Linked DNA regions of Mus musculus: all the other regions are linked to region 4. Evidence: chromatin loops called from intact Hi-C (ENCODE). Cell type or tissue: gastrocnemius. All regions are shown on one strand. Region 1 overlaps Cmya5 (cardiomyopathy associated 5). Region 2 has its middle 42 kb from the start of Gm41020. Region 3 holds the start of Cmya5 (cardiomyopathy associated 5). Region 4 has its middle 19 kb from the start of Gm41019. Region 5 overlaps Cmya5 (cardiomyopathy associated 5). Region 6 holds the start of Homer1 (homer scaffolding protein 1). Region 7 holds the start of AW495222 (expressed sequence AW495222).

Region 1 (4,000 bases), 83 kb before region 4:
TCCCCTTTGGAGCATGTTTAAGAGTAACAGTATCTCCTGTTTGAAGAAAAGGATATTTTAACTTTAACTCTTTGGATGGGAAACAAAATCACTTCTAGCCTGCATGTTATGCTTAGTTCCCTGCAGCGGCTCTACCTTAAAGTTAGGTGGTAGGTGGGGGGTTGACAATCAGTTTTTAAGTTTGTGAAGTTGTGCTAGAGAGAAAGGATATAGAACGATGTTGCCATTTTTTGCAAGGTTAGCTCCAGTCCTGTGTATAATTTATACTGGGAAGATCATTCACATTATTCATGCTCCAGGAAGCTCTCCATGCTGCTTCAAAGACTAATAATAGTTGAAGTGCTTTGTTTGGCTGTTCTATAGACCTGGGCCACACAACAATCTGCTGGATCCTCTCTGTGGACGAACACCTTCAGAGCAGTAGCTCTCAATCTGTGGGTTGTGACCCCTTGGGGCTGTCAGATATCCTGCATATCAGACATTTACATTGCAGTTCATCACAGTAGCAACATTACAGTTATGAAATAGGAACGGAATAATTTCATGGTTGGGTGTCACCACAACAGGAACTGTATTAAAGGCTGTAGCATTGAGAACCACTCTTAGGTTCTCTGTTAGAAGATACAGCTGTCAGTCTTCAGGGAAAGGCGGAGGCAGGCAGGAGGCAGGCAGGTGTCTGCTCAGTGTGTCCTGTCTCTATGGCCTCTATGACCTGCCTGCCAGGTACTCAGACTCCAGTTCAGCCTTCACGATTAGGAGTTCTTTGCTCTCTTCTCTACTGTTTGTTCCTCCTGCCACGGCTGTCTTGCCACCCCAGATGCTGCTTCTAGCGGACACAGTTCAAACACTCGATCTACATTATCTTGCTTCGTTTAACAAGCCTAGGACATAACCCTGAGGCTATGTGATGCAGAGAGGGGGAGGGGTGCCTCTCGTTTAGAAGCCAGCTTCTGTTCTGGCCTATGAACTTCACCATTCTCCTCGTTTGCTCCCGTTTTTTATAACTGCATCACTCCTCACTTCTTTATCTTTATTGAATCATTTCAATTGGTCTTTTTATTCCATTTTTCAAATTCATTTATTTTGTTTTTCATTTTTGACCTTATTGATGAACTAACTTTTTTTTTCTTTTCCCTGAGTGTCAACTTATAAATTCGGCCTACATTATTCCTGTATGCTTATCTCTCATGAACTTGTTGGATGGGGAAGACACACACACACACACACACACAAACACACAAATTTTAAAAGCATGATGTCTTTTTAACTATGAGAATAATCTTTTTCTCTGATGTGTAAAATATGTGCAATGATCTTGTTTAATAAGTGCAGGAAGATAATTGCATTTTATGCAGCACTAGTGTTCAATACACATGATTATAAGTTTCAAGAATCTCCAGTAAAACACTTGAGGATATTGTTGTCTTTAAAATTCAGAACCATGGATTACATCAGGCATCTACAATTTACATGGCATTTAATCAAGAGGTCACTTCTACTCTTTTCTATTTTTACATCTAATTAAAACAATTGTAGGACTATTATGTTAAAAAAAAGATGGATTGCAGCTTTAAACATTCTAGTCTAATATTTACTATGTTTCCTTCACTTGAAGATCCTATATCTGAAAAAGATTCACTGTTTTTTATTGTTATAAACTGTGCCAATATAGAACAGTATATCATTTTCTTATCTAAAAAGCATATCCAAAGCCAAGTTATTGCATAGTCAATTAGTCAGTGTAAGTTTATTTCTCTAAGTATAAAACTACAGAGTAGTTATGCAGTGACCCCAGCTGGGGGCGCACTTTTGTTCATTTCTATTTGTGTTGCTTATGCTCTTACAGAAATGCAGGGGAAACAATGGAGGGACGCGCACGCTCCTCACACTCCACTCTAATAGTGGCTGTATCAAAGGAATGGAGTTAGGCTGCAGGTTGCAGTGGGGAACCTTCCTACTTTTATCCCATAGATTTCTGTATTGTTGGTTTTTTTTTTTTAACAACACATTGAACATGTTTTAAACACAACAGTCAGTAAAATAGCATTAGTCATAGTGAATTGTGTTTCCTTCCAGTTCCACAGCCTCCCAGACTAGAACCCCAGGAACCAAGCTCTGCTACCAGCACAACAATTGCAGTGTACTGGAGCGTGAACAAGGAGGATGTTGTGGACTCATTCCAGGTATACTGTGTAGAGGAGCCTCAGGATGATCAAGAAATAAATGGTAAGATTGCTGCAGAGCTACAGATGCTGGCATATATTTCTGCATCTTACTGTAAATTAAGGTCCTATACACGTGACAATTGTATATAAAAATATATAAATTAAATTGTATATAAATAAATATATACACATTAAGATATTATACTTCCACAAAGCATTTTTTAGCCACTTACAGGAATGATAACAAAATCCTTCAACAACCACATACTACTATGTTAGAGGAAAGGAACAATCTGGAAATTGGTATCAGGGGAGAGCATTCAGATATCACAATGGTCAACACGAGCATTGATACTGAGATTCAGATTAGACTTTGAGGGCTCAAAATAACAGGAGCAAGTAAGCGATGCTCATCTTCATGAAGGCAGTGTCATCCGAACGTTTCAGAGAGATGGAGGTTTAACTGTGCTGAAGTCTGAGAGACAGTGTGGTGTGCTCTGCTCCGTAGAGGGGAGGTGAGCTGTACATAGGCCAGTGTCCTCCACAGTAAGTTTCATGCACACACAACACTGAGTATCAGGTTTGTAGATTCAGAGTTCGCAATCCTCAAGGTGTGGGTCTAGGTATGGTATAGCCATCCAGTGGCACCTAGTAATGGGAGATAGACGTGACACTGCTTAGCGTGGAGAACAGATGGCAGACCTCCCAAGCTAAACTTTTGTGCAGATCTCTCTGCTCAGAACTTCTGATGAGGCCTAAGAGCAGGCAGCTTGAGGTTGTATATCCTGATGAGTCAATCAGTGCGGGGAGTGCTGGCATTCGGTGTTGCTTGTTGAAGACAGACCCACATGCTTGGGAAATTAGATGAGCATGTGGCAGTATCAACAACCCATTGCAAAACGCAGGAGCCCAGTTATAATGAGGAAAAATATGGTAGAATATCTCACTGTTGCTAAGACTTAACAATTATTTTTTAAAGTTGATTATTTTTTTTTCTTAAAGACAGGGTCTCATGTATCCAAGACTGTCCTGCAATTCACTTTGTAGCTAAGGATGACCTTGAGGTTGTGGTCTTCCCAGGCCTATTGGCTAAGTGCTAGGATTCAAGGAGTCACTATACACCTGGTTAACATGGTCATGGGGACCAAACCCATGGTTCCTCCATTCTAGGCAAACGTTCCACCAACTGACCCACAAAATCTAAATCTTTTGAAATGTAAAGTTAATTTAGACAAAAGTTTCTGTGGAGGTAACTGTGGGCACAGTATAAAGTTGGTTAAATCCATCTCTAGAGACAAAAATGACCTGTTACCATATAACAGTGACGATGTATTATGTGACTCTGACAAAAGACCATACGCCAGATATTTCCTGGGGAGTTACAACACACACATATATCTACTTGGCCCATATAGGGAGCCATGACAGACCAAATTATAGATAACATCAAAACCGAACTTGGGGAACCAATGAGTTTTATTGGGTGACTTACAGGAATATGAAGGGTTATTCACAGGAGCAGGCATGACACAAAAACAGCTACATCATCAAAGCCTATCCCAGTGTGGGTGACAGATCACAGAGCTGGAAACCTGGAGCACACTTAACAGTCTGCAGTCAGCTCAACAGGTTAGAGAAGCCTTTCCAGATGGCTCAGTTGGTCTGAACCTCTTCCAGAGAGTTCAGCTGGTCTCTTTCTTCTAGGTGTCTGGGGTTTTGTCAGAGTCATCTATGTAGTATGTCTTTTCTGAGAGTGACTCTAAGCAGTCTTTGATGTTTATTCTTAGGGGAAGGGGGAAGGGTTAAGGGGAAGAGGGAAGGGAAAGAGGGAAGGG
Region 2 (4,000 bases), 250 kb before region 4:
TTAGGTTTTTACTCTAGGACTTGTCCATACACACAGCAAGACCCATGCATAGAATTGTTTTATAGCAGTGTTGTTCATAAAGAGACAACTGAACAGTTTAAGTGTTCACCATCAGTTGAGCGGGTACCTAAACGTGGTCTACTCACAGTGCTAAATACTATGGAGTAGCAAAGCTGAATGAATTATACTTTAGTGTATCAACGGTTGAAGAACTAACACCGTGAACAAGTTACACATAATCCCACATACATACACTGCAAGCCAGGCAGAACGGGGTAACAAATGCATAGTGGTACACATAAATAATTTTAAAAATTAGAAGTAAGGAATGATTAAACAAGTTTTAATGTCTTAGTTACCCAGAAAAGAAGGAAAGGGGCATCAAGCATAAAAGAAACGTTGAAGATACTGACAGTATTACTTTATAATTCTTAAGATGCATCGTAGAGACTTTTAAATTTTTAATTTTATGTTCTTGTTTTAATGCCACACACACTCCCATTGGACTACAAGAAAGCTACGAATGGCAGGCAAAAATTTAGAAGGTAGTGGAGCTGGAAAGAGGAGCGTCCTCTTGTGCCACCACCCCCCTTCAATATTTCCCATGTTTAGGCTTGCAAGCTTAATTCAGTTCTGAGGACAGATGGCAGGGGAGCGAGGCTTGGGGACCATCTTTGAATCAAACGAGAGTGTAACCTTTTGATTGTCAATGGTACTGGGCTGGCAGATATCTGAGCAGAGGCAGCAGAGCTGGGGGCTTTTCCAGAGAGTTTATATCAGAGCAGAGAAGGACCCGTTAAGGGTCTGAAAGCAAAGCAACTAGAAAGAGCAGAGTCGCTTTCCTTCACCCCTGATGGAGTCAAACTCATTTATTGAACCAGTTACATGCGGTTAGCCAGAAAAGCTTTGGCCGTGGTCCTTTTTGGAGTGCAAATTTGCAAAACTTCTTTATAACTGCCATGTCTATTTCATTCCTGGAATTATAGGAGAGAATGAAAAGCTCTGCTAAGATTCAGGCCCCAGGAGAGCTCCCATACAGCCTCGTCTCCCCCCCAGCTGAGCTCTCTCCTCCCTCCTTCCCTCCTACCTCAGTCCTTCCTTCCTCCTCCTTTCTCTTCCAATTAGAAGCTAGCAATTCTTTTCCTAAACCAATTGGATGATTCACTTGCTCATCTCCAAAGTATAACGCTGGCATTCGTTAAGCAGAGATTGCACACTGTATTACTGGAATAATACATGCATTGAAATGACACAAGACATCATGCTGGGGTACTGTTGAAGGGAGTAAGGGGCCTTGGCAGGGGTCTAAATACTTTTGGGTTTTAGGAGACTTTTGTTTTGTTTTTGTTTTTGTTGTTTTTTGTTTTTGCTTTGTTTTGTTTTGTTAAAAAGACTTCCTCATAAAATGAAGAACTGTTTGTTCCCCCAAGAGATGTGAAAGACATAAGATTGCAGATTTGAAATGCTGCTCTTATTGCCAGAAACAATACTTTGGTCCTTAAGTGCTCATAACAACAGTTCTCCCACCCCTCCCGGGTTAGCAACTTACTGCATCTTGTCAGGAATTCTCTCAGGAAATGATATCAGATGCTCGGCCCGGCTCTAAACCTACTCACCACCTACCCACCAGCTCTGGTCTTCAACACTCGTTTTCTTCACTGCCTGCTTGTTTGGAGGGAAGGGAGAACGGCGAGCCTCGTGATTTACGTGAAACTACTTCCAGGAATCTGCCTCAGCTCTCTCTCTCTCTCTCTCTCTCTCTCTCTCTCTCTCTCTCTCTCTCTCTCTCTCTCTCTAAGATTTGTTTATTTTATTTACATGAGTACACTGTAGCCTGTCTTCAGACCCACCAAAAGAGGGCATCAGATCCCATTACAGATGGTTGTGAGCCACCATGTGGTTGCTAGAAATTGAACTCAGGACCTTTGGAAGAGCACTCAATGCTCTTAACCGCTGAGCCATCTCTCCAGCCCCCTGTCTCAGCTTTAGAAGGGTGTTTTATACCAGGTGTGGTTTGAACATTCACTCCAAGGAGAAACATCCTTCATTAGGTAGGTTTGAGTTTCCAAAGCAGACCCATTACTCTCAGATTTAACTAGCAGGGCAGACTTGTAGGTCAACCAGTTTGATTTTTTCCACACGGTGTTACTTTCAGATGGCCACAGGGCGAATTCCCTTTGAGGTTTCTGGTCTTGTAATGCAAGTTCTAGCAAACTGCTCGGCAGCATCTCATCTGCGGAGACCTCCCAAGTCTCTGAGTTACAGAGTTACAAGCGGTTTACTCAACATGGCAACCTGAGAATTTCAGCAGGCTCAGGCGTCAGCTCAAACGCTGGGACTTGCTCTGCCGACGTTGCCGTTATTAGCTAAAAGACTCTGAGTACCTGGGACTTTATATCTAGGTTGCACATTGCACCCGAACACCTTGATACCAGGTGTAATTTTGGCTCAGGCGAGGTAAAGGAAGCGATTCTCTCTCTCTCTCTCTCTCTCTCTCTCTCTCTCTCTCTCTCTCTCTCTCTCTCTCTCTCTCTCCCCAGCTTAGGCGGGAGGGGGGGGGCGGGGAGGCGGGGCGGGGGGGGGCGGGGAAGGTCAGTAGCCACAGAGGCTTTAAAAAAAAACAATAATTGGTTTAAAAGATAACAAGCCAGGAAAAAAAGAAGGCAGAAGGTAATCAGATTAAGTGAAAGGTGAAAAAGAGCAGAGAGCAACTCAGAGAGTGGGGCAGAAGAGAGAAACGGGGTGGGGGAGGGGAGATAAGATGTGGGAGAGGACACAGAGAACCAGAAACAGATGCAAGAGGAGTTTGTGTGGAAATCTTAAGCCTTTGAGTGTCACATACACTAGATGACCTATAGCTTAATTTTACCTTTAAAAACAATCAAAAACCTCCCACATTTATTGTACAGTGCCTTTAAACTTTCTTCGAACATAGTATTGCTTTTTCTTGGTGCATTTGATCATTTTGCCCTGTCATTTAATTTTTAGAATGCATTTTACTTACATCTCTCATTAATGTGATAAGATGTTCAACAGAAACTGCAGCTCGGTGGAGGACTACTTTATATGGGCTCATGGTTTAAAGGTATCGTCCATAAGGCACCGAGTCAGGAAGGTGGTGAAGTGAACTCTGTCCAGAGATAATGGCCGAGACTGCTCAACCACACCTCGGTTATCTAGCCAGGGACCGGGCCTGTCAGATGGTGCCACCCACATTCCAAGGTCTTCTTCCCTCTTCAGTTAAACCTTTCTAGAAGTGCCCTCAGACACACTCACGTTTCCATAGTGTTTCTACGCTGAGTCAGACTGACAATGAAGACTCGCTGTTGTAGAAATGGATATGATATATCCTGTTGAGTTTAAACAAACTATTTGAAATGGGATAAAGCAAACACATTTAGCCAACGCCTGGCATATCATAAATGCTCAGTAAACACGAGTCCCTTTCCTGTGGAACAGTGGGTTCAAATGTTTTCACTGATGAAAAAGATAGGAGAAAAAAAAACCTAACAACTAATGGACGCTGCTGTAAACACGTGCTTCTTTCTTTATTGAGTCTAAACTTTAGAATATAAAGTCTTCACAGCTTTTTTTTTTTTCCTTTGGTGGGGAAAGAGTCCACTCAGCATAGAATTTGGGGCCTCAGTATGTTAACCAGTCTACACTGCATTGTGCCTGGTGCCCCTGCTGGTCTTTTTACCAGAGCTATCAGTCAGCCACAGAATTCGCTTATTGCATTCTTCCTCTCTTGCTATTTATATTAGGAAAGGTAGTGCTAAACTAAATTAATGGCTCTACTCTTACAGGAAAGCAGAGTGTGCTTAATTTTTTTTAAAGATTTATTTATTTCATTTATATGAGTACACGTCAGACACACCAGAAGAGGGCATCAGATCTCATTACAGATGGTTGTGAGCTACCATATGGTTGCTGGGAATTGAACTCAGGACCTCTGGAAGAGCAAGAAGCCAGTTCTCTTAACCGCTGAGCCAGAATGAGT
Region 3 (4,000 bases), 160 kb before region 4:
GGAGTTTCTTCTGCTTTCTGATAGCACAGTGAACCTGTGCACTGTGGCTTCGCCTGTTTTCCTGGTTTTATTTTCCTCATGATAGGAAACAGCAGAAAACGGAAACATCAACGTTGAGATTATATCCTACTTGTAGAATCAGATTTCCGTGGATTATAATCTAAACTGGAATTTTTAGGCAGTAAGCCACTACAAAGTGTTTTAGATAAGACAATAAAGTTATAAATAAAAGTTTAATGTTTATACAAAAATCTTTTTTAGTATTTCTCTTCCACATGAAAGTAGTAGTTCAGATGCAAGCTAAGCTGTTTAATAAGATTGTTTTTAGTTTATGTAAATACTTGTAAATTGGTCAGTACCTGTATTGTACATTTAAATATAAAAAGTAATCTTGAAGGCAGTTTTAACTTTTTCAAAGATTGCAAACTTCTTGTAGGCCTACAGTGGTACAATTTGTACCACTAAACTATTTTTTGCAGACCAATTAAAAAACTAAAACTTTCACTTTGTTTGACTTACAAAGGGTGCATATTTTCTTTTTTCTTTTTAAGTTTAAATTTTTGTATGCTGTCAAATGGAATAAAGTTTATATCTGGACATTGTTGAGGTGTTATTTTTCTGTGCAGTTGTTTTTGTGATATTAAGGCTGTAATTATCTTAACTGATCGGAACCTAATCGTGCTTGATTATTGAATGCGAAGAGTGTCTGGGACGAAGCTCATCTGGAGCCTGTGAACCACATTACTTCTGTGTTATAATTAGGATTAGAGCTTTCTCTATGGGTCAGTTTTTTAGAATACTGATCTGTAGTACTTTTGATGCAGTTTAAAAAAATTTACATATGATTTTTTTTCTTGGAAACATTTCTAAGATTTATCCCACATTGTGCAGCGCTTTCTCAGAGTGTATTGAGTATAACAGTTCAGTGTGACCTCAGGTAATGTTTGTCAATCATAGTCCCTTGGGGACGGGTGTTCTACTCTGCAGCACTATGGCATTTAATAAAGCCTCAGACTTTGCCGTAGTGTGGACTCTTGCATTGCCACCATGTTGTTTTCAGTGGTTCCACTCTCCTAGTCAGACTATTTGTTGTAACAAATAGACAAAAGGCTTAAGAAATCTGCATACTGGAATCCATGAGCCAGCACTTAAGATCATATACTCAGGGCAGTCCAGCTGTATCAGCTAAAGGTGTTTGGTTTTTTACAATTTCTTTTCAGTGCTAGGGATTAAACACAGCCGGTGTCTGCTACGCAAGTGCTCCACCCATTGAGCATTTCCCCAGCTGGAGACTTAAAATCTTTTCAATTTCAAGTGAATACTACATTTTTTGTTTGGATGTGCTGTTAAAATATTGTTAGTATTAGACGTGTGGACTCTAAATAATTCTAAATTTTGAGTTAGTTTGAAATAGGGTCTTGGCAAAATCAGTGGTAAAAGAGGATGCCTATCTATACCTCTCTGTCCTCAGACCCGATGTACAGCACACAAGCTGATGTAACTGGAGAATAATACCCTTAGTTTCCATCTCATTTAACAATTGTAAGAATCTGCGATGATTAAAATAAAGGTTTGGAGATCTAGCCGTCTTTCTAACCGTTGTACTAAACAGGTCTAGGCCTTTTCAGAAACATTATCTTACAAACAGAAACAATCATATTCAAAAGACTGCTTTGAGTTCCTGGAGAGGAGCAGGAGTTCAAACATGGAGATTTCAGAGAAAGGTGGTGATCTTGAATAAGTGAACAGGTGGGCCTCTCAGGCAGAAAGAATTCACTTGATACTGTGTAAATACCTGATTTCTAAAAGTGGATTAGTCAGGATTTGATCTCTATGAGGATCTTGGGCTTTCGTCCTAGAGCAGTGGTTGACAGGTTAAGCACTGGCTTTACTTGATCCAATGAGATCTTAGTCCCCTAGGGCGCTAGTTTGTTTCCATTGTCACAGTAAGAGCAGTGGGGCCTTAAGCTAGCTACAAACCATAACGTTATCTTCTCTGGATGCTGCCTCATTTGGCACGAAGCACCCGCAGCTCAGCTAGAAGTGTAAGAACCACCAGGCCACTAGATGGAAGGCTGGGCTGGTGGGTCCTTTTGACGCTCAACACTGCTTTCTGCCCTGGCCACAAAGGCCGCTGAAGATCTGCCAAAACGGGCGGGGAAGTTGGCAGGGACTGGAACCAGAGGAAGCTGAGCCAGGGCCGCAGAAGCTCCGTGGCGAAACTTTCTTGACGCCTTCTATTTAAAGGCTTGGGGCGACCCCGCCCCGCGCGCCGGGAACCCAAGCAGCCCCGCGGGCCCTGGCAAAGTGCAGTCAGACGGAGAACACCGGGCGAGGCGTGGGCAGCTCCGACTCCGGCCAGGACAGGCGCGATGGAGAGCGGCGACAGCGGACTCGCAGCCCAGGGCTTCCTAGGATGGGGTGCAGACGAGGAGGTGGCCCAGGAGCTGGAGACGGAGGAGGAGTCGGAGGGCGAGGGGGAGGAGACGGCGGCCGAGTCGGAGGAGGAGCCCGACGCCAGGTAGCCTGAGCGGGAACCGCCCGGACCTAACAAAGCTGTCCACTCCACAGGTGTCCCGCCGGGCCAGTGGCCACCCCCCCCCCCCCAACCTTTTCCTTTCCCTTTCCAACCTCAGAAGTTCATTTCCCCGGAGCCAAGCACACTGTCTGGGACGCGCCGCCTTCTTTAAAAACTTGAAGGTGCAAGGTGCTTGCTGTCAGCAGGAGTGACAGGTCCGCCTGCAGCAAAGTTCACAGTCGGCCCCCACCCCCTCCCCCACCCCCGCCTCCCAGCTCCTTGTGACTTGCTCGTTTATTCTTGGAGACTTACTTGGGGTTCTGCCTAACCGCAAAACTGTGCTGGAATACTTGCCTCTGGCTCCCCGCCCTGGATCAATCTTGCCTGCCTGAGCTTGGGGAAGGGTCTGGAGTCAGAAGGCTCTGTCCATTACCTTCAAAGGTATGGCAGCCTCCTAGAGTTCTAGCGCTGGGCTAGTTTGCTGTATGGAAGCTATTTTGGTGCAAACATCCCATACACTCCTTAGAGGGAAGAATCATGAAGGCCAGGTGTGGCTGGCCTGCCCTTGTGATTCCAATAATAGAAAGGCAGAAGCAGGAAGACTGATTTCCAGGCCAGCTGGGCTCTCCTGGGTGATGTTTTAGCAACGTCTGTCCTAAAAGTCGTTCTGGTCCTAAATATCTATCAATAAGGCGAATGAGATTAAGTAATACTATATACATACATACGTGTGTGTGTGTGTGTGTGTGTGTGTGTGTGTGTGCACGCATTAAGGCTTTCTACTTTGTCTCTACTTTGTCCCTTTTCATCCAGCCCTAAAATGACAATAGTAGTATGGATGTTTTGTTTAATCGTAAGCATGTCATCAATGGTATCTCTTCCTGGGTGGTCCTATCAAAAGGCTTTGGGGGTGGCAAGTGATGGTTTATCATTTCAGAATGCCCAACCAAGACCAGAATTGTTCAAGTTGGAGTAGCCCAAGAGTGGCATTGAAGGCTGGGGAGATGGCTCCGCTGGTAAGGTGCTTGCCTTGTGAGCTCAAGGACTGGAGCTTAATCCCCAGTTCCTATGGTCAATACCTGCAGTACTGGCGGAAAGCCCAGCACTGTGGCTTGTGCTTGTTATCTCTGTTAGGGAGATGGAGACAGAATCCCTGAGGCTCACTGTGCTGTCAGTGAGTTCCAGGCTGGTGGTGATGGCTTTTTCTTTTTAAGGTAAACTGTACATGAGGGATTGGTCTCCACATGCGTATACATGTAGTCCCGTGTACATGTATAGGGTACCGCCAATTGCAGAAAACCATCAGCTGGAAATCTTGAAGCAACTACCAAGAAGGAAACACACTCTACCCTCAAAAACTTTGCAGGAAACGATAGAAATTATGAGTATTATGACTATATGCTGAGGAGGACTTTATGCTATATAAACACTGTACTGTGGAAGGTCAGAATGAGGGCAGAAGGTCTAGAATCAGCGAGCACT
Region 4 (4,000 bases):
TTCCGCTCCATTGGAGCTGGGCATTGCTGAGAACAGTAAGCTCGGCGGCTCAGAAGTGATCACTCTGATCCCTTACAGGAGACACCAAACTGACGATCAGGCGGAAACAACAGGATTACCAGCAGCTCCTACAGCCACACTGAACAGGAAGCAGTTCTAGGTGCAGGCAAAGCTGGATAAAGGAGCTCTAATTGGTTTTTAAAAGGGGGGCAGGGTGGGTAGAATATATAAATTCATGTCATTGAAAATCCCAAGGAGGCCCAGGCTTGCATTATTATTTTTACTCTCTTCCTATCATCCTTTTTTTAAATGACAATATGCCTCTGTTCTAGCTCCTCCAACAGAAGAATTTCTCTCCTAATTCCACCGACTCTGCAGTTGGCTGATGGTATAGCTGCTCTCACTGTCTACCTCTAAGCTGATCTCTATGGTCAACATGTCATTCTACTCTGATGTTGAGAACTGAGTCCACACTCATTTTGAGTCACAAGGAGAGAAAACAACACTTAAGCCCCCGGAGCTGAAAACAGGACAGGCTGGGCTGCCCACAGGATTGGGGACCACACAGTCTGCCCACAGGAGGACTGAGGCTGGGCTGCCCACAGGAGGAAGTGGGGCCGAAGCACAGGCAAGGTGAGGCCACTGGAGAGAGCAAGGCAGGCAGTTCAAGGAGAAATTAGATGTAGTCACCAGTGCACATGATCTGGAGAGGCTGGAGATGAAGTGAATGTCTGTGGACTCTAGACAGGGTGTCTGACTCATCTGTTCTCTGAAAGGTCAGAAATATGGGAGGGAGACAGATGGCTAGTGGATGCGAGGGTGAGTGGGAGTTTCAGAGACAGAGGCCAGGGGCTGTTGTCTATAGAAGTCTTTAGGGAAGGAAAGAACAACTTGCTGGGCCCAGATTCTGCCTGCTAGTTAACTGGATGAGGCGGCGTGCCCCACGCTGGGAGGACCGACATCAAGACTCTTCGCGTTTCTGTCCTCAAGGTCCCAAAAGAAGCTTGCAGCATAAATGCAAAGAGGGAAAGGGAAGAAAGAGTTCCTGACTCCCAGACTTTAGAGAGGGACAGGCAACGGTGAGGAGCTGACACTGTCATAAGCATCACGGAGGGGATGCCGGGAATGCCGGCGTCAGTCCAAGATCCAGAGAGGTTTTCCAGGGAAGGGGGTGCCGGAGTTCAGCTCTTTTAGGAAGCATTATGAAGAGATGAGGGGACAGGAAAGAGCCACACAGTTTCTTACTGGGCTCACCAGTGGGTCCCAGGGCCTCACACAGGAGCTTCTGAAAATGTTCACAGGCACCGCACAATTAGGCATCACTGGAGGTCACTGTAGCCCCAGGCTTGCTATGGTGTGGGAGAGAAATGGATGGAGTCAGCGGCAGAAACAAGGCAGGTGAAGAGAGACCCAAGAAAAGACAAAGAGAGTAGGTGGCTGCACAAGCAGATTCGAGGAAAAGGTGGGAGTTTGGGGACGCCCCCACTTTCCAGGGCACACCTATTGCAGAGCCCATTTCTACCCTTCCAGCCTAGAATGCCTCCCCACATCACCCGAGCCTGTTGCAGCCAGCAGAAACAGGCAAGGTAACAAAACGCAACACAAGCAGATAAGAACCTGGGGAAAAACAGTCACTTCTGAAATACCACAGCTTTTCTTTCAGAGACAGGCGATTAAAAATAAGGCGGAAAAGAATACCCCAAACCACGGACAGTGAGCGTCCAAAGTGGCAAAGTCTGTGTATAACACTGCCCTCTGCTGGCCATAGCTGGACCTGCAGCTGAATGGCAGAGGCACCTGGTGAATTGGGCTTTGAGTCACCTGTCCTGCTCTTAAGAAAGAACTGATTCCGCAGCTTTGGCTTGTAAAGTTTCTAGTTGACTGTTCTAATAAGGTTTCTAAAAACCTTAAGGGAATCGATGAGGGTTTGTTTGTTTTGCATTTTGATGTACGTGTAATGGTCACAGTCGCTTAGAGATGGGCTATAACCATAGAACAGTCTCCTAGAATTAACTAACTTTCAAATAATGTCTGATAATTCCATGAAGGTAACAGTAATGAACGACATGAATAGCATGTGTATTCATTGGCATCCTCTGTACATTACATTAAATTTTATATGTGTGTGCAGGTGACATATGAGGGGGGAAAGAGAGAGAGAGAGAGAGAGAGAGAGAGAGAGAGAGAGAGAGAGAGAGAGAGAATGAATATCATTCCACAGGCACAGTCCACCTTTCTACCTTTCTAATACTTTTTAAGACAGGTTCTCTTACTCACTGGCCTGGAGCTTGACAATTAAGCTTTGAGGACTGGCCAACCAGCCCCAGGGGCCCACTTGTTTTTATGTCCCCAGCTCTTAGATTATGGGTACCAAGTCCACCCTGTGGAGGGGAGAGCAGAGATTCCGATGGCCAGCTGCCCATCTCCACTATCTCTCCAGTATAAGATGGTTCACTGCTCTCTGGATCAGCTATCCCAAGGGCCTGTCAGCATTGAGTCCTCTGTGAGATTCTTTTGTTGCTGATGAAGAACTTCTGTTTCCTCCGTCTTATTTAAACCACAGGGTGATCAATGTCACGGGGCGCACAGAGCCCTGACCCGTGTCTCACGATGTGTTGACACATGAGAGTTTCTTTCACTCTATCTTGTAGTTGGTTGTGACAGGCTTGTCCTTCCAGAGGTTGCAGGAAGTCCTCTTTGCTTCCCCGTATTCTTTCATCCGGGTCTTTATTAATAAGGGGCTGTCATCACTAATATCACCAAATTTTCACTTTGGGTCAGCTTAAAATAGCTCAAGTTTTCTTTTTATTGTGAAATAGTCCTACAGAAAGGAAAGTGACACAGAGAGATAGACACAAGATTTAACATAGCAGCATTTTCAAAATGCCTTTACATTATGGATTTCCAAATGAACCCCACGATGTTTGGAGATTATGCCTTGGTTTGCTGAAAGGAACATTTCTATAATGAATTGAATTTTATGAAATTTCTTTGAACAAAGAAAACAAGAAGGATTTACAAATTAGGCAGCTCTTGGAAACAAAGAAGGTTTTTTGGTGTGTGTGTGTGGGTTTTAAATTTTTATTTTTAACCAATATATAAAAATACACTATAGGGTACCATGTGATATTTCCATATATGTATACATTGTATAATGTTTTATATTAAACATACCTGTCCTCAATTATCTCCTTTTCTAGCTTTTTTGAATACGAGTCCCTTGCTGTTCTCCTCGGTCACCACACTGCGACAGAGCAGCACAATGTCTTACTTCTAACTTGATGCCCCCACCCCACCCCACCCCCACCCCCACCCCTCCCCCACCTCCAGTGTGTTCTGAGAATTCCAGCCAGGTGCCATTTATAAGGAAAACAAAGGTGAAAAGTAGACAACAACTAATCAATTACAGTTCCATCAAGCAACCTGTCAATGGCCATAAGAGCTTCATTCATGGTCTCTTGTGTCCAGCCAAGGTTAAGTTTCTGCTTTTAGTCTGTATTGGTTTGATCTGTTGGCCCTAGGTCATCAAGTTGGACTTGTGTAAAGATTTTCTTTGAACAGCTTTCCAGTGACTTTGCCATTGCTGTGTTTTGGTGGGAGTATATCTAGATGTGGTCTATCTTTGAGAGTGTTTCCTGTGTGTTTGAGAAGAATGTTCATTGTGCTATGACTGTGGAAGTGTTCTAGATACACACTCAAGTCAAGGTGGCTGACAGAGTTCAGGTCTTCCACATCTTTGCTAATTTTCTGCCTGTTCTTCTTTTAAATTACTTGTTATCATTTATGTATGAGTATTTTGTCTTCATGTACGTGTGTGCCTGTTGCCAGCTGAGGCCGAAATGGGCATTAGATCCCTAGAACTGGAGTTGAGAGCCACCAGGTAGGTGCTGAGAATTGGACCTGTGAAGTGGAAATTTCTGGTTTCTTTGGAGAGTCAGATGTGTCATGAGATGTCTTTCTGGAAACTATCTTATGAGAGTTGTTTTTGCTGAAGCAGACC
Region 5 (4,000 bases), 77 kb before region 4:
ATATCCTAAGAGAAAATTATCACAAATAATATTTGTAAAGTTATCAGTTTGAGTCTTCTGTAAAATTTACAGACTATGTTTTTCAGTAACTAATTTTTAGTTTATTATATAAGACATCTTTGAATTAATAATTGGGTCTTGTGCTAGAACTGGTAGAAGAATATAGATTAACAGTGAAGGAAAGTTGCTGCATATTTGAAGACTTAGAACCCGATCGATGTTACCAAGTGTGGGTGATGGCTGTCAACTTCACCGGATGTAGCCTGCCCAGTGAAAGAGCAATTTTTAGAACAGGTAAGCAGATGCTAAGATGTTATTATGAGTTAATAATGAGTTCTTCACAGACTCTTGTCATCAACCAGTAAGTATTTAAGAAGCACTAGCTATGCATTGGGTATTGGGCAAAATGCTGGGTATAAACTAAGACTGCACTGGGGTTTAGGGTGGAGCTCATTGGTAGAATGTCAGTCCAGCAGCACGAAGCCCTGGGATCATCCCTCAAGTACAATAACAATAGCAACAAGATGGAACACTTGGTCTCGAAAAAACAAAACAAAACAAAACAAAAAGATGGAGTGCTTGTTTGCAAGAAGGTCAGAGTTAAGCTGAGAAGTTAAAAACCAGAAGATCATTAGGAATGGTTGACGAGGGCCTAGGCTTACAGGCGTTAACTATGATAACACACAAGAGAACGCCAAGACAGACAGGGGAAGGGCAGGCAGACCCAGGAATGGCTCCCTAGAGCTGAGAACTGCACAGACTGCGTTACATCAGCAGTTCTCAACCTGTGGGTGGTGACCCCTTTGGAGGTCAAATCCAAAGGCTCACAGATCATATATTTACATTATGATTCATACCAGTAGCAAAGTTACAGTTATGAAGTAGCAACGAAAATAATTTTATGGTTGGGGGTCAACCACAAAACTGTATTAAAGGGTCACAGCATTAGGAAGGTTGAAAACCACTGCTTTAAAAGATAAGCTGGCCTAGAGCAGATTCCTCTTAAAGAAAACTTGAGCAGACATGAAGTATCCACTGGGGTATGAGGCACTGGAAGAGCTTCCGTATTCCTTAAGCTTGACAATAAGGAAAGACACCATTTTTAAAAGGCTTAGCATGTAAGGTATAATTGCAAACTAGGACTAGACTTCCTTACATAGACGTGAGAAAACCCAGACTGGTTTCAGCCATGGTCTTCGACTGGGAATATACTCTCATGGTGAAATCTTTTTGCCAAGCGCTCTGAGACATATAGCAAAGGCTGTCTTGCCTTTAAGATCACTGCAGCCACCTCAGGCAGGAAGTAGCTTATTCCTGCCCATTGGTCCTTTATCCTTCTCCCTGCCTTTAAAAGCAAGCATTTGGCCCTGCATGGTGGCCCATACATAGACTCCCAGCCCAGCATTTGGGAGGCAGAGGGAGGAGTTCAAGGTTCGTAGCAAGTTCCAAGGCAACCTAGGCTACATAAGACCCTGTCTTAATAACTTAAAACACAGAGGCAGACGATTCTTTCACCCAAATCTTTACTGACCATATACTGGGGACAAGATTATGTCTACCTTTCAGGTAAAAGGAGAAGGGAAAGAATATTTGTATTTGTTTATATAGTAGTTATATAACACAAACACTCTGGGTCTCATTAAAATCAAATTTTGGGGGACTGTTAGGGGATGGGAGAGAACCTGACAGTTTGTAGTGCAGAAGAAGGTGAGATACTTTTAGCTATATGTGTGTGTGGAGGGTTGTTTGGTTTTTGTTTTTTTTGTTTGTTTTTTTTTTTTTGTTTTTTGTTTTTTTTTGTTTTTTAAATCTCCTTTGAGTTTTTAGCTCAATTTTTTTTGATACAAAAATTAAAAATAAAGACATACTTAAGTAATCTTCTGAGAGTTGCCCCTGGTCTGTGACTAACTTGTCTCTATCTCGGTCAGCACCGTCCACAGCTGTGATTCATGTAGAAGACTGTACTGTGTGTTGGAACACTGCCACTGTCAGATGGCGGCCTGCCAACCCGGAGGCCACCGAGACCTACACTCTGGAGTACTGCAGACAGCACTCTCCTGAGGGCGAGGGCCTGAGGTAAGGCCTTCCACAGTGAGGCTGCCGGGAGCCCAGAATCCATGCTCCAGGCCCCACCCCGGCTATCTATCTGAGCTTATGCTTACCCAGCAAGAAAAGCATCCTTGAGTCCCGCTGAGCTAATTAAGCTGTTGACTTGATTTGCAGTGCCATCACCATTCATCAATGAACTCTGCGTCTATAATAGAACGAGCGCATGCTGCAATGCAGAATAATAACTCCCCTGTAAGAGAAATGTATGCAAATTTTAATAAAATAGAACATTCTTTGAAGTATATTTAACTTGAATCATTAGTCAGGATTTATGCACATTCTGTGCCATTTTTACTAGCTCTGTCAGAATAGGTACCACCTAACTCAGGAAACTAATAGTGAGCGTATGTGTAATGTAAATCTGATTGTCTCCACCATATATTAGCAACATAAAGGAGCTAATGACACATATATTATCACAGAGACAGACCTGCTTCTCCAAGAACATGAAGAATATAGAGATTCTTCTAGTGTAAAGGGAATCTGAGGCTCCCTCACTAAAATGATAAAGCTAAAATTTATCAAGGAAGGACCACATATCCTCTAGGCAGTTGTTAAATATTAACTCATCTATGAGGTGGTATTTCCTTACCTTCTGATGTCATGGCTATAGAAAGCCCCTTCATATACCATGATAAATATTTAGAGTACTAATTACTACTTACTAACTGATATTTTAATTTTGATAGAAGATATTTTTGGTTTTGCTTTTCATTTTTTTTTGTTCTTTAGCCACATTTACTGAGATAAACAATTTTGTCAGGAAGTTAGGAGTAATGGTATAAAATCAAACAACCTTTTAGTAATGTGTACTTAAGCTCTTGATTAGCACCATGATCGAGCAGCTATTTATTTAGTTATGATATAAGGTTTCATATGACTGAACAATAATTATAGTTTCTTTCAGGTTGAAGACAGGTGTTGCTAAGTAATGATCAGACAGTGTATTGGGTTTGGGAATATGAGGAAGGGTGGGATGCAGGCACTTCTGCAGAACTGAAAATGCAGTAAATATACAAACACAGCAGCCTGTCTGTGTATCTTCTGACTGCTGGGAGGTAAGCTTCAGGAATCATTAATGTTGTTTGGTTGGTTGCTATGTAAAGCCACCAATGTGTGTCAGTCTGAGAGCTCAGAAAAGCATGCTGTGATCTCAGGATAGTCTGACAGAGCACTGCCTGAGATCCAGGGCCTGATGCTGGCCCTGGTTCTACCCTGGGTTCCTGTTGGCTACTCTCCCTGAGCTGCTTAACCCTGGTTGCAGTCCTCTCATGCTTCATCTATCTCAATGGGTTTCCGTTTGCCAATCCCTGACACAGATCAATGACAGGGATGGGAGACTCTAGTCTGCTACCTTTTGGGCTTGTGAGGATCACATGAAATCAGGGACAGGAAAGATGTTTGACATTGCAATATGCCACCCAAATGCAAGGCTTTAAGAGGGAAGCCTTCCTTTGGCAATTGTGCTAGCCAATTTCCAGAAAAGGTTCCCAGGAGTCAGCCAACATTTGAGAGGTAAGCTCTGGTCAGCACAGAAATAAGGAACTCCGGTATTGTGATGGTGCTGGCCCAGGTACTTCAGATACCCTCACAAGGACTCTAACAAGTTCCTCAGCTAGCAAGTGACAGGGAGAATTCAACCACAGATTTGTCATAGTTAAAGGTTCAAATCCTTAGCCTCTGAGTAAGATTATTTAGGGACTCTTTAACTCTCTCTGCAGAGCCCTTGATGCTATGAGAATACAATTTTAGAAACCCCTGAGTCCTAGGGTGGTCTCTCCTACCATCAATGAGGAAAGCCAGTTCCCAGGAAAGATCAGCCTGTTCACAGGGCTCTGACGTGACTCATCTTCTGTGGCATGCACCTCCAGCTGGCATTTACATAAATCAT
Region 6 (4,000 bases), 320 kb before region 4:
CTGGCACCAGCTAAAGGTCTGAGGCAAACAGAAAAAGTGAACAAGTCCCTTCAACCAACAGCTTTGTCTCTCCAGCACCCACACCGTGGACATCGAAACACTGCGATTTTCGTTTAATGCCCAATAAACCAAGCTGTACATTTGGTTTCGGATGTTCAAGGATAAAACAGAGGGCACTGCCAGGGCACCAACTTACAAAGGGTCAGTTTCAAGGACTGGAGTCTAACTACTCATTACAATTCTCTCTTTGTAACAGCTGATTATTTCTACAAAGTACTGGAAGAATGCAGCTCTTCTCTTTGAACAACACCGTCAACCAAACCTAAGATGGCAAAATTTTAGTAACCTATATAGCAGTTTGATCAATTAAGAGGTACAGGGTAGACTAGTGCACTGTCTTTATATATATATAATTAATAAAACTATAACTGAGTTACAAACATTACACATTCTAATTAGGACCTCTGGTGTCGCTCTACAATAATGCAAATAAAATCTCTAATTTAAAGTAGTACCCGTTTTGCAAGGGATCGGATTTAAAAATATGGTCACCACCACCGTTCAACTCCACACAAGCATAAGCAGATTTAAAGCTGTGATAAGCACAAAATCCTTACCCCATTTTGCCCAATGAAAACTTGCTCTGAAGTTTCTGCTCTTATGCTACAGAAATAACTTCCAAGGAATTTTCTCCGTCTGTTATTTTGCAGTTGCTTTTCCACCCCCGAGATCTTTTCCGGAGGCAACTCAACAAGGCAGACAATTCAGTTAGTTCTTGTCGGTAAAATGATTTCACTCGCGCTGACACCAAAATGTTCAAACATTTGGAATTTGAAAAGGTTGCGCGGAGAATATAGCACTTAACTATTCCACAAAATTAAGCGTACGTGTAGAAAAAACGCAAAAGCCAGCTTCAGCAAGTCTGATAAAAAATGAGTTCGCTGGTCATTTCGCTCACGTCTTCCACGACACTCAGGCAGCCAGGTTACTCGGCCTTTTTGGGCTAAGGCGGTGGGTTCAAATTTCACCACACCAGGTCCCTGGGGGTGGAGCGTGCAACCCAACGCGACGTGCACTTGAATAAAAATCCTACAGGCAGCAATGCTACTGCCTCCCTTACGTTTAAAAAAAAAAATTATATAGAAGAAATCTCGAAGTGCAAACCCCAGCCGCTCCCGATGTGCACGGCACACCACATTGGAATCTGTCCTTTGAATGTTCGTCCTCCTAAGACTCGGAGCAGAGAGGAGGTGGAGAGCAGGCAGAGAAGGCTGGGAAGGATCGATTCGTTTTCCCGAGGAGCAGCAGCGGAGCCATTTCCAGGCTGGCAGCTAGCTGGGGGCGCAGCCGCCGGGGAGCAGCGCAGGGGCCCGAGCCCACCTCCTTTGGCTTCCCGGCCCCCGCCGAGCACAATGGAGCCCCGCTCGCGGCCGCCCCCTCTTCCCGCCTCTCCTCGCAGCACCCGCGGCCTCGGGCTCCCGACGGCGGAGAATGAATGAATCAGAGAACCCAACCCCGCGCGGTCCCCTGCACCCAGCCCCCAAGCTCCCGGCGGCCGCGCGCTGAGGCGAGAGGCTGGCGGCTCGTCCGAGGCACGGCAGCCGCGGCTCGTGCCCCCACCCCGGCTCGTCTCTCCCGCTCCGCGCCGCCTCACATTCCCGGGGCTGCCGCTGCCTCCTTACACTCCCCTCAGCGGCTGACTCCGTCGGCCCGGGCGGCCTGGCGCCCGTCGCTGCCTCTGACTCCACGGAGCGGGCTCCGAACCGAGCGCAGCCGAGGGCGCCGCTTCCCGGTCCGCGCCGCCGGCGTGAGACGAGCACGGCAGCGGAGCAGGAGAGGGGGCGGGGCGGGGCGGGGCGGGGCGGAGAGCGCGGCCCTCCCGGCTCGAGGGGCGGAGCGCTGCCGCCGCCGCAGGCCGGCGGAGGAGGTGGGGCGCGGCGGAGGCGGGGCCCGGGCTCGGACCGGGGCGCTGAGGAACAACACCGGAGGGGATGAGCTGGCCGGTCCGTCGGTCCGTCCCTTTTTCCTTCCCCTCCCCTAGCGGCCGGCGGCGGACGGGCAGTGCGCTCGGCTCCTGCGCTGGCTCTGGGCCGCCACGGCCTCGTCCGCTCCGCACGCCGGGTGCTCGCGCTGTGTCTCCATCCTCCCCGCAGAAGGACCTTTAAATAGCAACGTCAGCGCGCTCCTCTCCGCACATACGTCACCCTCCGCTCACGTCAGCTTGTGCGGGGGATGATGTCACGCGGCCGGAAGTACTGCTAAATTAGGGAAAGAGCTGGGGGAGGCGGGCTGAGCGAGCTGCTCCGGGCCCACCTGCTCCCGGTTCTCTCGCTTCTCCTTAAAGGCCAAGGCGCCGGAGACAGTCTGAGGAGAGCTCGGAGAAGGAAGCGGCGGGAGGAGGTTTCCTTGGCACAAATGTGCCATATGCGAATGAATCACTCATAGCAACAGTGCCGAAGTGTCGCCGGTAAAGTCCTGTCTCCCTCTCCCACTGGGTTTGCAGCAGCATCCCCGGGCTGTTCACATCCCAACCTGCAGGGAATCGTGGGAGGGAGAGTGATCACTGCTGGTAGACTCGGGGAAAACCACCGTTAATTTTAGGAATCCTAAATACCATTCTGAACATAGTCAACTTTTAAGCTTTCTCCCCTCCTAAAGGCGTGCGTTTTAACTTAAAAAAAAAAAAAAAAAAAAAAAAAAAGAGTAGAGTTAGGAGCAAACCTCTTGTTACAAAGGATAGTAATTAAAGCAGAATGAGATTTCCAAATGTTCTAAATGTTGCAGTTCGCTGCATAGCCATGGTTCTGCAAGGCATAATGAGTCAAATTCATTAAAGTAAACTTAGTTCCCTCAGATAATTACCCTTCTACAGCATCGCAAGTGCCAACGAATCACCTTAGGTCTGACTTACCAAGGATATGAATTACAGTCTGGAAACAAAGTCCTACTTTATTAACACAAACATACGTTTGGGTTCCTGATTATTTTGAATCTTGTAAGCACAATAGCTCTCGAGTATATTTTCATTTTTTTTAATGTGGCAAGGATGACTAGCCGTCTATAAATTTATAGCTGCATATGTGAAATTGTGTTTTTAAAGTCATGAAGTTTTAAAATGGCCCTGTGTTGTTAAGGGCCTTTTATTGGTTAGACTCACAGAATGAGTTTTGCTTTTATTCCATTTAACTTGACAATTGTGGTTCAGAAATAGAAGTGCTGCACCCTGCTAAAGGCCATTAGTACTTCAGTTACTCCAAAGAGTCAGTGACCACATTTTACAAACTAAACTCATTTGACATGAAACATGAAACTCACTTCATTCAAAACCTGAAGTGACCCGAGAAATCCAGGACATGATATTATTACAAAATCATTAAATTGTCCTTAGAAGAATAGTACATCAATGCCAATGCAGTTCAAAAGAAAGTCAGCTAAAATTCTATAGATCATGCCAGGAGTGGTGGGTTTTGTTTTGCCTTGTTTGATTAAGATCTTGAACACCTGGGCTCTCTTCCCTAATCCCTCCTAAGCAATGCAGTTACAAGAATGTCCCTTGCTTGCCTGCTATATGTGGTTTTTAATACATGTTTTTAATGTTAACACATGATTTTTTTAATTAAGGAACAACAATTTTGCTTTTTTTTTCCATTGACATTTTCTTGCTTGAGTTTGGCAAAGTGTTAGGGCTAATTTATAACTAATCAGACTGCCTGATCATTTACCTGAACATTATAAAGTTATGATCTTGCTTTAAATTTGAAATATTAAAAAGACTGAGAGGAGTTTTTTTTTTCCTTTTTTTTCCCACATGTGTGTATGCATGTGTGTGTGCATGTGCTGGAACATGTGTACACGATAGAATGGAAATCAGGTTTAACGTGAGGAGTCTTCCTTGATTGCTGTCCACCTTATTGATGGATGGAGGGAGGGTCTCTCTCTCTCTCTCTCTCTCAACCAAACTCATCTTATCAGGAGGGCTAATCCAACTGACCAGCTTACT
Region 7 (4,000 bases), 730 kb before region 4:
ACTGGGCACGTTGGAAACACATCTTGTGTTTACATTTAGATGTTATCATTAGACGCAAAACTGAATCATAAACCCCTGCTTAACCCAATGTGGCGAGGCTCTTCTATCCTTTAAGCATCCAGGGAAAGTCAATGTCCTTACTGCTTGCTTAGCTGACGCGCAACCTCACCAGCCACCAGGGGTGGCTGATACACACACAACATACATGCAGCACAATTTCTATAAAGATGCCTGTTGAAATCTGTTAATCATCTTGTGATTTTTACTAACTTTCACCTTGGGTTTTAGTCTTCTTTTAACTATTTTTAAAAAATTTTATGTGCATCGGTGCTTTGCCTGCATGCATGTCTGTGTGAGGGTGTGGGATGCCCTGGAACTGGGATTACAGATAATTGTGAGGTGCCACGTGGGTGCTGGGACTTGAACCCAGGTTCTCTGAAAAATGCAGTCAGTGCTTTTAACCACTGAGCCATCTCTCCAGCGCCTTGGGTTTTAAGTCTTAACCCTTAAAGAAGTTGAGTTCTGCTGCCTTACGTCTCCAGGCTCTTCCACAGTGAAGCTGATCAAATTACGGCGGATAATTCACACGGAGCATCAAGCCATGTTTAGTATTTATATTCAACTCGTTTCTTCTGTAGTCACACTTGGCTAAGTTTTAAAGAAAGCGTGGCTCTGTCGTAAAACACTGCCATCACCTTCACATTCATTTCATACACCCTGGGGAACGTAAACATACCTTATTCAGCTTCACGAAATATTCCAGCCCAGCTTCCAAGGGGTTTGTGTCACAGTTCATCTGGAAGGGAAACAGGTTTTGAATCCCAGGTGAGCCTGCTAATTTGGTTCACTGAAGAACTGCGCTGTCCTTAAAAGGACTTCAGAGAGATCTGCCTGCCTCTTCCTCCAGGTAGGGGATTAAAGGAGTTCACCACCACTCCCAGCAAGTACAGGGCGAGGGGAGATGAAGAGATTACTAAAACAGAAACAAACCCATTACCTTCACTCAGCAAATACTGGCAAACACTGGCTCCCACCTTGAGCTGATGCATAACAATGATAGAAACAGAGACATCACTTTCTTATATTAGTCTCCCCAGAATTAAGGACACTGGATGGTTTTTGAGTAAAGATTCTTTAAAAGACCAATTATGGACTAGTCTCTGAAGCAGTATTTTCCATTCAAATGAAGCCTTTGGCAAATGCTGTTATTTTTAAATATGGCAAACACAGAGACTGAACATTGGGTTGGTTTCCACTGCTCTTTTATTTTAAAGGTGTTAATGAATTTATCTGTTTTCATTGCGTGTACATGTATGTGTTCATGTCTGCGTGTGGGTGTGTGCAGGTGTGCTCTCCCAGAACTGAAGTAACGGGGCTGCCCATCGAGGATGCTGGGAACTGACCTCTGCTTCTCTGCAGGAGAAGCACACACAGTGCTCTTAACCACTGAGCCATCTCTCTGGCCTCCGATCTTTTACCTTAATAAATATTTGAAGGCTAGTACATGGTGTTTCACAAACAAGAATCTCATGTATGTTATGTAATAATTTTAATTACATAATTGTGTTTTTAAAAAAGTAACAAGTAACTTTGCTTAGCTTGCATTTAGCCATGAATGGGGGTAAAGAGGGGAAAGCAGGTGACAGAACACTGGCTTTTGCAGAGTTCTAGAAAGAAAACGGGAAGGGAGGATTAAAGCTCAGAACTAGCTGACTCGAGATAGGATGCATCAATTCAGGGGAAATCCAATATTTAGTTCTAAACCTGAATGAAGTTAGGGGGTTTTTATCACTGTTTTGTTTTTAAGGGGTTTTTGAAGATTCTAATTTATACGATGAGAACTGAGGGGAAATGAAAGAGATGAACTCAGGAGGAACTGCTAAATGTATAGAAATGGGAACAGAATACCTCGATGTACTCAGTTAAGTGTTAATGAGCAGAGGACCTTTCTGGAAGTCGGGTTTTTTGTTGTTCATTTCTTTATGGGAATGAGAACTGCCTGCTCTAACCTCCCAAAGAGTCGACATAAACTAGATAAACGTAAGACTACTTTACACCACATAAAAGTGTTCTCATATTTCCTAAATTAGTTTGAGTTACTCTGAAATTATTTTTCAGTCTGCCAAAATTAGAGATTTTTTTTTTCAGGGAAACAGAGCGACTTCGCCGATGTTTCTGCACTAGAGGGCGCTCTGGCACTGTTGGGAAAGAGGACCCTAAAATGGAGCCCAGGGAGAGGAAGCAGAAGGAAAAACAAAAAAACCAAAAACATCAGAAAAATTGAGGCTAGAATACAGCGATGTTTAACTCTCAAGGGGTGGCTTCTCTGTCCTTTTTCCTGAGCATGGGGACAAATTTGTTTTGTTTTCTGAGGGCAGCTGGCCTTGCCTGAGTCCTGGCTGTAAACTTGAGTTCGCTGCAGCAGGCAGGACCGGCTTCCTGCAAGCTTGCATCAATGAGAAGGCCCAAGGGTAAGTACCTGAGCTCTCAGGTTAACCTAGAAATTAACTGTATAGTGTGTTTGTTCGGCTCATTACTAACCATCTCTACGTCTGCGCTGATTCTTTAGGATAAATACTCCATTTTATAAGAGAGCAGGCCAGCCAGCCAAGAGTTAAGTAAAGGATAGATTTAAACCCCAGAGTCCCCACTCGGAAGCTCATGTTTACAATGGCCCCTAAAACGTCAGTTCTCTGTAAAAGTTAGGGTTTTGTTTCTCCCACAAGGTAAATAGGACCCTGGTCACAGGAATCTGGATGTTGGGGGCTCAATGAACCCAGTGAATGTATGCAAAATAAGAGTCGTGGTAAAGCTAAGTCATAGAACAAGGGCTTCTGGGAACGCGCATAGGGGCTTTATCTTGATGACAACAGTCAATGTGGGAAGACCCTTCATAATTGTGGACACCACATTCCCTGGGCAGGGGATCCTGGGTAAAGTGCAGGAAGCCAGTTAGCAGCTGTCCAGGGGCTTGCAATCATTTTAGACTATGGATGTGACATGACCAGTTCTCTCAAGCCACTGTCACTGTGACTTCCCCACTCTGAAGGACTGTAACCTGGACCTGTGAACTGAAAGAAACCCTTTCTCCCTGAATTCGCTTCTGTCAGGGTATTTTTTTCCCCCACAGAAACAGGAAGGAAACTAAGACAGAAGCAAAGCAGAATCAATGCATATAAAAATGTTGTGTAAGTGGTTAACAATTGTACACAGAGAAGCTCTTGATTCCCACTGGTGGGGAAGACTAGACCCACACACACGGGACCACTGTCCCTGTCCCTCAAAAGAAAAGGACATTAGTTCGCCTAAGGATGATTGTGAGAGGGAAATGAAACGTAACAGAGGGAAAGCAAGGATGTGAGAGGTGATACTCAGATCCTCTGGCGTGTGCCTGCCAGAAAATGTCTGGGGTTCACCACTAAGCAGGGGGAATTAAGGCAGAATAAACGTTACCCCCAAACCCAGTCAGTGCTCATCTGGAAAGCAGAGAGGCAGGGGAGTTCTTTCCCTACTCAAAGTCATTTAATGGCATTTGATTTCTCTTCTAGCTGGAACTGATAGTAGTAATGCTATGAAAACTAGTCTCCCAACATTAGATACAGTAAGGTAAGCATCCGTTAGTGAGGATGCTAGCATGCAAACCTCGGAGCCCCAGGCTCGGAAAGCCTTCTCCAGTCTCAAAGCGTTCAGGGCGTAAGTTCCAAAGTCGCCGATGCCCTCCTCCTGGCCGGCACTCATGATGCGCTCATAAAGCGTCGCAGAATCTTCTCGTCTGTGGTACAGCTCCCAGCCCAGCTCACCTGAAATGCACAGGCAGGGCCCACACAGGCATGAGAGTGGTGCTGGCAGGGCCTGCGCTCACATCCATTAACTAACACGTGTAGGAGAAAACCCCACCAGCACAAAGCAACCTTTGGTGGTCTTTAAAAGAACAGCTCACAAGGAGCAGTCAGTTCAGTGACCATTTGTGTGTAAGCCTGACTCCTGCACAGAGAGACTC

What was found. Hi-C counts contacts between places; a loop is a spot of excess contacts. Peaks named below come from ENCODE experiments on the same cell type or tissue, not always from the same donor. Only the 100,000 strongest peaks of a DNase experiment are listed, where the experiment ranks them.
Region 1: it touches region 4 in a loop (3-fold over the local background); 12 of 42 quality-filtered maps call a loop at or near these places.
Region 2: a loop joins it to region 4, with 5 times the contacts of the local background. A loop is called at or near these places in 36 of 42 quality-filtered maps.
Region 3: a loop joins it to region 4, with 3 times the contacts of the local background. A loop is called at or near these places in 14 of 42 quality-filtered maps.
Region 5: a loop joins it to region 4, with 3 times the contacts of the local background. A loop is called at or near these places in 12 of 42 quality-filtered maps.
Region 6: it touches region 4 in a loop (2.1-fold over the local background); 6 of 42 quality-filtered maps call a loop at or near these places.
Region 7: a loop joins it to region 4, with 3 times the contacts of the local background. A loop is called at or near these places in 12 of 42 quality-filtered maps.

The regions. Positions count from the first base shown.
Region 1 is chr13:93,067,505-93,071,504 of GRCm38, reverse strand. Cmya5 (cardiomyopathy associated 5) reads left to right here. Exons shown (of 13, transcript NM_023821.3): 7 at 2,077-2,226. Gm31745 (a long non-coding RNA gene) reads right to left here. Exons shown (of 4, transcript XR_382755.4): 4 at 1,981-2,813. Among named protein-coding and RNA genes, the nearest start is that of Gm4814, 3.8 kb to the left of the region's middle. In gastrocnemius, a CTCF peak has its summit at 1,787; DNase peaks (open chromatin) are centred at 892, 1,829 and 2,147; H3K27ac peaks cover 290 bases.
Region 2 is chr13:93,238,504-93,242,503 of GRCm38, reverse strand. No RefSeq gene overlaps it. Among named protein-coding and RNA genes, the nearest start is that of Gm41020, 42 kb to the right of the region's middle. In gastrocnemius, no CTCF peak of the experiment used is centred here; no DNase peak of the experiment used is centred here; H3K27ac peaks cover 744 bases.
Region 3 is chr13:93,142,879-93,146,878 of GRCm38, reverse strand. Cmya5 (cardiomyopathy associated 5) reads left to right here and starts at 2,155. Exons shown (of 13, transcript NM_023821.3): 1 at 2,155-2,521. The coding sequence starts at 2,373. It overlaps Tent2 (terminal nucleotidyltransferase 2), which reads left to right. Exons shown (of 15, transcript NM_133905.3): 15 at 1-1,024. In gastrocnemius, a CTCF peak has its summit at 2,077 (motif pointing right); DNase peaks (open chromatin) are centred at 2,156, 2,879 and 3,614; H3K4me3 peaks cover 2,451 bases; H3K27ac peaks cover 3,252 bases.
Region 4 is chr13:92,984,661-92,988,660 of GRCm38, reverse strand. No RefSeq gene overlaps it. Among named protein-coding and RNA genes, the nearest start is that of Gm41019, 19 kb to the left of the region's middle. In gastrocnemius, no CTCF peak of the experiment used is centred here; DNase peaks (open chromatin) are centred at 650, 1,271, 1,751, 2,405 and 1 more place; H3K4me3 peaks cover 388 bases; H3K27ac peaks cover 1,744 bases.
Region 5 is chr13:93,061,519-93,065,518 of GRCm38, reverse strand. It overlaps Cmya5 (cardiomyopathy associated 5), which reads left to right. Exons shown (of 13, transcript NM_023821.3): 8 at 148-294; 9 at 1,929-2,076. It overlaps Gm31745 (a long non-coding RNA gene), which reads right to left. Exons shown (of 4, transcript XR_382755.4): 3 at 2,163-2,299. Among named protein-coding and RNA genes, the nearest start is that of Gm31745, 4.5 kb to the right of the region's middle. In gastrocnemius, no CTCF peak of the experiment used is centred here; a DNase peak (open chromatin) is centred at 1,994; H3K27ac peaks cover 2,570 bases.
Region 6 is chr13:93,301,920-93,305,919 of GRCm38, reverse strand. Homer1 (homer scaffolding protein 1) reads right to left here and starts at 2,163. Exons shown (of 10, transcript NM_147176.4): 1 at 618-2,163. The coding sequence starts at 622. In gastrocnemius, CTCF peaks have their summits at 2,046 and 2,569; DNase peaks (open chromatin) are centred at 86, 1,070, 1,988 and 2,176; H3K4me3 peaks cover 3,124 bases; H3K27ac peaks cover 3,260 bases.
Region 7 is chr13:93,717,355-93,721,354 of GRCm38, reverse strand. It overlaps Dmgdh (dimethylglycine dehydrogenase precursor), which reads right to left. Exons shown (of 16, transcript NM_028772.3): 13 at 3,643-3,800; 14 at 737-796. It overlaps AW495222 (expressed sequence AW495222), which reads left to right and starts at 2,180. Exons shown (of 3, transcript NR_045086.2): 1 at 2,180-2,471. In gastrocnemius, a CTCF peak has its summit at 2,183 (motif pointing right); a DNase peak (open chromatin) is centred at 2,195.